Linked DNA regions of Mus musculus: region 1 is linked to region 2. The links are chromatin contacts, found by POLR2A ChIA-PET in ENCODE. All regions are on one chromosome and are shown on one strand. Each heading gives the region's core, a stretch centred on a gene start or an enhancer-like site at or near the end of the contact. The rest is flanking DNA. Distances are from core to core; before and after follow the strand shown.

What was found. ChIA-PET counts read pairs that join two places held with the same protein, here RNA polymerase II (POLR2A).
Region 1: POLR2A ChIA-PET joins it to region 2 with 18 read pairs in Patski. The contact joins the promoter of Rplp2 here to the promoter of Deaf1 in region 2. POLR2A ChIA-PET finds 5 or more read pairs at or near these places in 2 of 5 experiments (Patski and embryonic stem cell).

The regions. Positions count from the first base shown.
Region 1 is chr7:141,446,048-141,450,472 of GRCm38, forward strand. Rplp2 (ribosomal protein, large P2) reads left to right here and starts at 1,604. Exons shown (of 5, transcript NM_026020.7): 1 at 1,604-1,660; 2 at 1,861-1,984; 3 at 2,679-2,727. The coding sequence starts at 1,862. Snora52 (small nucleolar RNA, H/ACA box 52) reads left to right here and starts at 2,756; the gene lies at 2,756-2,889. It also overlaps a transcript of Pidd1 not described here.
Region 2 is chr7:141,325,244-141,329,629 of GRCm38, forward strand. Deaf1 (DEAF1, transcription factor) reads right to left here and starts at 2,482. Exons shown (of 12, transcript NM_016874.3): 1 at 2,036-2,482. The coding sequence starts at 2,327. Tmem80 (transmembrane protein 80) reads left to right here and starts at 2,887. Exons shown (of 6, transcript NM_001141950.1): 1 at 2,887-3,023.

The DNA.
Region 1 (4,425 bases), core at 354-2,853, 120 kb after region 2:
AATGGCTCAGCAGTTAAGAGCACTTGCAGAATAATTTGGTCCAGTGGCCAGCATCAGTAACGGGCATCTCACAACTGCCTGTACCTCCAATTCCAGGGGAACTGATGTCTTCTTCTGGCTCCCAAAGGCACTGCACACAATGTAGTGCACATGCAAACCAAGGTGGGACACACACATTCACATCTTTTAAACAAATCACTAGGTGTGGTTGCCCACACCTTTAATCCCGGCACATAAGAGGCAGATCCTGGGGCTGGAGAGATGGCTCAGCAGTTTAAGAGCACCGACTGCTCATTTTTTTTTTTGTTTTGTTTTGTTTTGGTTTTTTTTTTGTTTGTTTGTTTGTTTGTTTGTTTGAGACAGGGTTTCTCTGTATAGCCCTGGCTGTCCTGGAACTCACTTTGTAGACCAGGCTGGCCTTGGACTCAGAAATCCGCCTGCCTCTGCCTCCAGAGTGAGTGCTGGGATTAAAGGTGTGTGTCACCACGCCCAGCTTTTTTTTTTTTTTTTTTTTTAAAGAGGCAGATCCTGTGGATCTCAGGGAATGGAAGTGAGAAGGGGAAGAGAGGTCTCCAGAGCCTAGTGTAGAGACAGTTTTTTTGAAACAGGGTCTCTCTGTGTAGCCTTGGCTATCCTAAACCTGCCATTCCCTCCCAAGTACTGGAATTAAAGGCATGCAACACCCTCTCCCAACGAGGCAAAGGTTTACTTTTTTTCTTTTAAATATTTACCTATTTGTTTTACATGAGTGTTCTGTCTTGATACACACCAGAAGAGGGAATCAAATCCCATCACAGATGGTTGTGACATGTGGGTGCTGGGAATTGAACTCAGGACCTCTGGAAGAGCAGTCAACGTCCAAACTATTAACCCCTGAGCCATCTCTCCAGTCAAAAAGCTTTTGATCCCAACACTCTGGAGGCAGAGGCAGGCGATCTCGTGAGTTCTTGGCCAACCTGGTCTACATAGAGGTCCAGGATACCCAAGAGTATATAGAGAAACCTGTCTCAAAAGAAAAAAAAAAAAGGAGGATGTTTCTAGATATGGCCGTAATCACTAGGACCCAGAAAGCTCGCCCAACTTTTCCAAACCAGCTGAACTTGGGAGCCATCAGCCCCAGCCCAACTTAGGACCTCTGTTGCCCAAGAACAGGAAGGACCCATAGCACCACAGTTTGAACCAATAGCCGCCCACCCAGCCCACGTGCAACAAGAAAAAGCTAGAAGGGAGCACACTTCCGGTATGAAGGTCTTACAGTGAAGCGTCATGGGATTTGTAGTTCGCCTTAATAAGACCAGGGCGGGGCCTTCGCGCTGCATTTTGGGAGCTGTGGAGCCGAGTAGCATGCTGGGGACGCGAGGCGTTAAAGGGGTTTGAACGCTACGCCCGTGCCCGCATGGATTTCGGGAGACTCTCGTCCATGTTGCAGAGGCCCCTGGCACTTGAAAAATCCCTCGTTTTTGTTGTGGGGAAGACATGACAGGGAAATGTCTTCCTTCCGGTGCACCCTTTTCGTCAATGGGAGGCGTCCCCGTGCGCCGCCGTACGCGTCCCGGGGGCTTCTGGGTAGCGGTTTACCCCCGCCCACTGCGTCAGCGTCTTCCTTTCGCCGCCGGACGCCGCCGAGGTCGCACGCGTGAGGTCTGTCCCCCGCAGCCGAGTGAGTAGCCTGGCCGCCTGGGCCGCGAACAGTGGTGGGGACTGCGGGGTTGGATGACGGCCGGGAGGCGAGGGTGGCGCAGCATTCTGTGACCGGAGGCCTGGCGCCTCACGTGGCCTCACTTGCTGCTTAAAATGGAGGGGGAAGCAGAAGGCCTCTCGGATAACCTCACCACTGTACCCACTCCCTGCCCCATTTAGCATGCGCTACGTCGCCTCTTACCTGCTGGCCGCCCTCGGGGGCAACTCCTCTCCTAGCGCCAAAGACATCAAGAAAATACTAGACAGCGTGGGCATCGAAGCGGACGATGATCGGCTCAACAAGGTAGCATGCTGCTTGCTTGGACCCGCTGGATCCAAATGTCTACCAGCGGCGGTCCTTATCCTATTATGTCCGGATTTTACTTTTAAGAAAAATTGTAGATAACCTGTTGAAAAGGATGGATGGAGGAGGCCTACACCCATCTTAGTCATAGTTTTCTCTTTAGTCCTTGTGCAATCGAAGAAGTCAGTCGTGATAATCGTGCTTTTATAGAAGTTTAATACAACTCATGTTGTGTGATCTTATTTTTTGAGACAAGGCCTCACCGTGTAGCTCTGGCTAACCTGGAACTCACTGTGTAAACCAGTTTTCTAACTTTTTTTTTTTTAAACTAGCTTTGCAGTAAAGGATGTATGTGTGTAGATGCCAACAGAGGCATCTGTGTCTCCTTGGACCTATAGTGCTGGGACTCTAGGATATGTTAGAGTCCAAGTCTTTAGCAGTGGAGCTATCTCATCGCCCCTTAAGATTCTTCTAGAAAGGGTTCCCACTCCACCCACCTAGGTTGTACATAGAACCTAAACTTCACAGAACGGTAGAATTTTAGTATCTAAAACTTCCTTTGCCAAAATCATTGTTGAGAAGACCCAGCACTATCTCATAGGTAGTTCCTGGGAGTTGAGAGCAGGTCCAGTATCTCAGGAGACCTTCCCCGTGCCTTGCATTGCTGACTGCTAGCTGTGGTTGTCTACCCCAGGTCATCAGTGAGCTGAATGGAAAGAACATTGAGGATGTCATCGCTCAGGGTGAGTTCCTGGGAAGTTGGCCTGTTTGTGGTCCATCCTAATACCTGCTGGTCAGCCAGTGATCTGCCAGGCTTCGCTTGTGGACCAGAGCATCCTAGAAACACTGCCAGAGTTGTGCAAGGCCTTTTCATTTTAGGCTTGTGCCTGCAGCGCTTCAGAACACCCTCAGAAACTGGCAATGGGGTCACTTTATGGTTTCTACGAGGATGTGTGAAAACCTTTCCTTTGAGGAGGGACTGGGGATGCTAAAAATTGGTGTTCTCTCTCTTTCCTTCCTTTCTTCTTTTCTCTTTCTTTCTCTCTCGGTTTTTTGAGACAGGATTTCTCTGTGTAGCTGGCTGTCCTGGAACTGACCAGGCTGGCCTTGAACTCAAATCTCCCTGCCTCTGCCTCCCTAGTGCTGGGATTAAAGGTGTGTGCCACCAAGCCCTGCCACAGGTTCCTTCTTAACTAAGGCATACAGATTTCTGGCACCACCGGACTAGTACTTATTTGCAATCAGCCTGGGGCACCCTCATGGTAAAATGATTGTTCAATTTTTATTTATTTTTTTTTGCCTTGTTGTTTTTGTTTTTTTGAGACAGGGTTTCTCTGCCTCCCGAGTGCTGGTATCAAGGGCGTACGCCACCACGCTCGGCTGTTTGTTCAATTTTAAGATTTCTAAATAACTAAAAGTAAGAACCCATGTGGCCTGTAAACCCACTTTGTAGACCATGATGGCCTTAAATTCACAGGCTTCTGCCTCCTGGCTGCTGAAATTAAAAGTGTGCACCACCAAGCTGAGCTTGTGTGTGTTTGTTTGTTTGTTTTTGTGGTTTCTCCTTATAGCCCTGGCTGTCCTGGAACTCACTTTGTAGACCAGGCTGGCATTGAACTCAGAAATCCGCCTGCCTCTGCCTCTGTCCTGAGTGCTGGGATTAAAGGCATTTGCCACCACGCCTGGCTTGAACTTTTTTTTTTTAATTAGGTATTTTCCTCATTTACATATCAAATACTTTCCCAAAAGTCCCCCATAAACCACACACACAGACACACACACTCCTACTTTTTGGCCCTGGCATTCCCCTGTACTGAGGCATATAAAGTTTGCAAGACTAAGGGGCCTCTCTTCCCAATGATGGCCTACTAGGCCATCTTCTGCTACATATGCAGCTAGAGACACAAGCTCTGGGGGGTACTTGTTAGTTCATATTGTTGTTCCACCTATAGGGTTGCAGACCCCTTTAGCTCTTTAGGTATTTTCTCTAGCTCCTCCATTGGGGGCTCTGTGTTCCATCCAATAGCTGACTGTGAGCATCCACTTATGTGTTTGCCAGGCACCAGCATAGCCTCACAAGAAACAACTATATCAGGGTCCTTTCAGCAAAATCTTGCTGGTGTATGCAGTGGTGTCAGCATTAGGAGGCTGATTATGGGATGGATCCCCGGTGTGGCAGTCTCTAGATGGTCCATCCTTTTGTCTCAGCTCCAAACTTTGTCTCTGTAACTCCTTCCATGGGTGTTTTGTTCCCAATCCCAAAAAGGGGTAGTGTCCAGAACTTGTTTTAAAATGTACTTGGGGGCAGGGTTTATCTGAATAGCCCTGGCTGTCCTGGAACTCATTGTATAAGGTCAGGTCAGGTTGGCCTCAAACTCATAATCTACCCGCCTCTTCCTTCTAAGTGCTGGGTTATAGATGTGTCTCACCACCTCCCAGCT
Region 2 (4,386 bases), core at 1,232-3,731:
CAATATCAACCCAGAATCCATGGATGAAAATGGAGCATTAAAAACTCCAGGAAAAGCCAGACAACAAAGGCATATGTCTTTAATCCCAGAACTCAGGAGGCAGAGGCAGGCAGATCTGAGTTCTAGCCCAGCCTGGTCTACAGAGGGAGTTCCAGGATAACCAGGGTTACACAGAGAGACTCTGTCTTGAAAGAAAGAAGGAAAGAGAGAAAGAAAGAAAGAAAGAAAGAGAGAGAGAGAGAGAGAGAGAGAGAGAGAGAGAAAGAGAGAAAGAGAGAAAGAGAGAAAGAGAGAAAGAGAGAAAGAGAGAAAGAAAGAAAGAGAAAGAAGCTCCAGGAAAGGGACCAGAGATGGCTCAGCAGTTAAGAGCACTGTCTGCTCTTCCAAAGATCCTAGATTCAATTCCCAGCACCCACATAAGTGGCTTACAACTCCCTATAACTCCAGTTCCAAAGGAACCGAAGCCTTTTTCTGACTCCAAGGGGATCAAGCAAACATAGAGATACATGCAGGCAAAGCAGCCACACACATTAAATAAATTAACTTTAGAAAAAGAAGAACAACAACTCTGGGAAGAGATCCGGATGGCTCAGAAATTTTGAGCATGCTGTTCTTTCAGAGGACCCAAGAACCTATGTGAGGTCCTCACAACCATGTGTAACTCTAGCTCCAAGAGGAATTGCAGGCACCTGCAATCACATATATACACATAAAAATATATATATATATCTTTTTTTTTAAAGCTCTAGGAAGCTTCCCTCACTCCTGTGACTGGATCTAGGCTTCAGGTAGGTAGGTACAGCAGAAAACACGCGGAAGCAAGGGTTCTCCACCACTGCGTTCCAGTGCCAACGGTCTGAACACCCACCCAGAGTTAAGCTTCAGCTCTGATGTGCCCTGAATAAAAGCCCAATGCCAAGCCTGCAGCTTCACACTGGAAAGAACGAAACAAGACGCATGGCAAAATGATGGTCTTCCAAGGATTCGCATGTACAAGCATAAAACATATAAGAGCTCCAATTGGTAGGGAGTTCAACACTCAGGAAGGTCAAAGGGTGGGGTGTGTGGTGGGATTGTAGGAGGCAGTTTGGTGTGGTATCACCTGTACAGGGTGATACAGCTCAGCTCAAGGCTCCATTTGTCATAAAACATGAGAATCGGGTGCTCTTTGTGTGAGAAAACAGAAGGAGAAAAATGGAAAACTAAGTGATGGAGAAGGAGGGGATATCTGCATAGGAAGACTAGGAGATACAGCACGGAGCAGCTCATGTCACAATATAAAGCAAGGCTGGTTTCTGCATCGTTACCTTTGCAAGGTTGCCTGCCTTGGATGACTCTCTTGCCCCTCTCATGTCACACTTGAACTGGCCTTTGAGACAGACAGGTCTACCAGCAGTAATGCTGCTGACCATACCTGGGGCACCTCTAGAACAGAACTCACATGTGACCCATCTGTGCTCTCAGCTCCCAGGAAGCAGCAGGAGAGGACAAGGCAGGTGGTAGGTACTGAGAAAGTTCCAAAGGGTAAAACAGACAAAGAACAGAGAGGCACACTCACACAAGGGAGACACGTCTGTATACAGTGCAGAGCAAGGCTAGAGGAGTGAGAGTGTGCTGTGCGTGTGCATGTGTGTGTGCAAGATGGGCATGCAGGGCACTGTGAGATGCAGGGCAGGGAAAGAGCAAGGGTGCAAGTCATTGTGAGATGCATGGGCAGGTGCAGAGTAGGTGTTCAGGGCATTGTGAGTGCACGGGCAGGTGTGAAGTGCACAGGTGGTACAGAGCATGTATGGGGGGCAGGTGTCAGGTGCAGGGGCATGGACAGAGGCAGGGCAGGCGTGCAGGTCACTGTGAGGTGCACTGGCAGGGCAGGTGCTGGGCAGGTGTGCAGGACAGGTGGAAGAGAGCCTTCCCTGGAAGACAGATGTGCATGACAGATGCACAAAGCATATGGAAAGTGGCCTGTGCCTGGTGCATGTGTTCAGAGCTTGCACGCGGGAACCCGGTGAGGCGCGAGGCCGGCGGGCGCACTTGCCTGCGAAGGCGGCGGCGGCGGCGGCGGCCTCATCGGGGCTGGGCAGAGCCTCGGTACCCATATCCATGTGCCCAGATTCGGCCGCCATCACCGCCACAGCGGTGACCCGCCGCGTCTCGCGCTCCGCCTCGGAGTCTGCGTCCTCCTCCGAGTCCTCGTCTCTGCTTAACACCGGCTCCTCCGCCTCGCTTTCCGCTGCGGCCGCGGCGGCCGCCGCCACCGCGGCAGCGGCCGCCACAGCTGCCGCCTCGGCCAGGCCCAGCTGTTTTGCCGCCGAGTCCGAGTCCTCCATACGGACTCCACCGAGTCCGCCCGAAGGCGCTGTCCGGGACCGCCCGAAGCGCCAGGCACCGAGCCCGAAGCGGGGCCCGAAGAGGCCGCCCGAGTTGGGCCGAGGCCGCCCGAAGCCACCGCCCGAGCAGCGACCGAAGAGGCAGTCTGACGCCCGCCGAACCGAGCCGAAGCTGCCCGCAGAGCCGAGCTGATGGCCCGAGTGTAGAACCGAGCAGCTCCGAAGTTTCCCGAAGCGCAGAATCTAGATAATACGAATGGTCCCGAAGCTTCCCGAAAGCTTACGAGCGTTTCTTGCTCGCTGTCTAAGAAGCGGATCTGACTGTGGTCACCGACCGATAGAGCTGGCCGGCTCTGGGCAGTTTCTCCCCTGCTTCCAACGAAGTCTGGGTTCGCAGACAGACCCTGGCGCCACGGGATTTCTCCAACCCCCTCTCGGGGCGGCGAAAGCCGAACCCACACGAGGCCTCGCCGAACTCCGCCGAATACCTCCGAGCCGAGTTCTCCGGAGCCTCAGTGCCCGCCTCCTTCTATCCGAAAGCTCCCGAGTATTGCCGGACGGGAGAATCGGGCCTCGGCCGCTGTCGGACGCTCGCTGCACCGCGCGGCGGGAGGAGCGAAGATGGCGGGAGGGTGCGGCCAAGAGGCTGCTGGGATTGTGGCGGACCCAGCGGCAAAATGGCGGCCGTGCGGCCAGGTGAGGCGGGCGGGGCTACGCGATCGCAGGGACAGTGTGGTCTCATGCTGTCACGATGAGAGGCTGTCTGGGCTGGCTCTGCAACTCCTCTGATTGTCACCTTGTTATTCCGGAACCTGGTGGCTTAAGCCCACTAGCCCGGATTTCTGCGCCGGAGTTGGAGAGCGAGGGGTGGGGGGGGTGTCTTCCGGTTGGGCGTGGGGGCACTTCGGGTATCCCGGCGGCTGTCCCGAAGCTCGTCTCTGTATTCCAGTGATATACCTGAGGCACACACTGGGATACGCCCCTGTATACAACCATATCACACCTTCTGTGACCCGGGGTCCACCTGTGGATTACCCAGAGTACACTATGGTGGCATACGAACTACACAACCATATTTCACTAAAGCTGACATGCATGGCATACCTATGGCTCATCCTGAGCACACCCTTGGCATACCCGCTGCTCACCCCGAGTACGCCCTTGATACACCTATCTCTCATTTTTTCGATATACCCTTGGCACACCGGGTTTACACATTGAGAATATCCAGGACAACCATATACGTATATTCAGCTCACCCCTGGCATATCCACAATACACTCGAGTTCCCCTGTTGCTCACCCCAGATGTAAGGATGAATAAGAATTACGTTTGTAGGGAAAAAAAATGACTTAGTCAACCTCAAACAACTAAAGCAGGCTTGTTCCAGAGACGTGGCTGTTAAATTCTGGCCATTTGATGATCAGGGCACAGGATCTAGTCACTCAATGACCACAGTTAGTTCAAGACAATAGGCCACTCGCTTTAGACTGGGGTTTTTGTAGCTAAGGGTAGGGAAAGGGTGCTTGTTAAGAGCATTCTAGATAAGTTAGCTGTTTTCCTTAGACAAACTGGTTTTGGAATTTCTGGGTCTTTTGTCTTCTTTTGCACCCGTAGGGTGTCTGGGATAGGGATTGGTGTCTGAAGTCAAGGTCAGCTGCTTTTCTTCCCCAGTTCTCAAATTCCTGGCTTTCTGGAACTTTGAGTCCGTTGGCTTTGATGGGATTTTTTTTTTTTTAAACCAGGTATAGCTGTGACACACCCAGTGTGTCCTAGGGTACATCTTGTCACACCTGCAGCTTACCACATATTCATTCATAGCATGCCTCTGGCATGCGCTAGACTCCAGATATTCATAGCATACATTCAGCTCATCCCAAGCACACTTATAGTTCTCCTCAGCACCTCCAAGGCATACCTGAAGTATACCTTGGTACACCCATGGCATACCTGGTTTACACCAGACACAACCAAGGCATAATGTCAGTTTACCCTGGGTGAATACACACCCATACACACACACACACACACACACACACACACACACACCTGTGGCTAA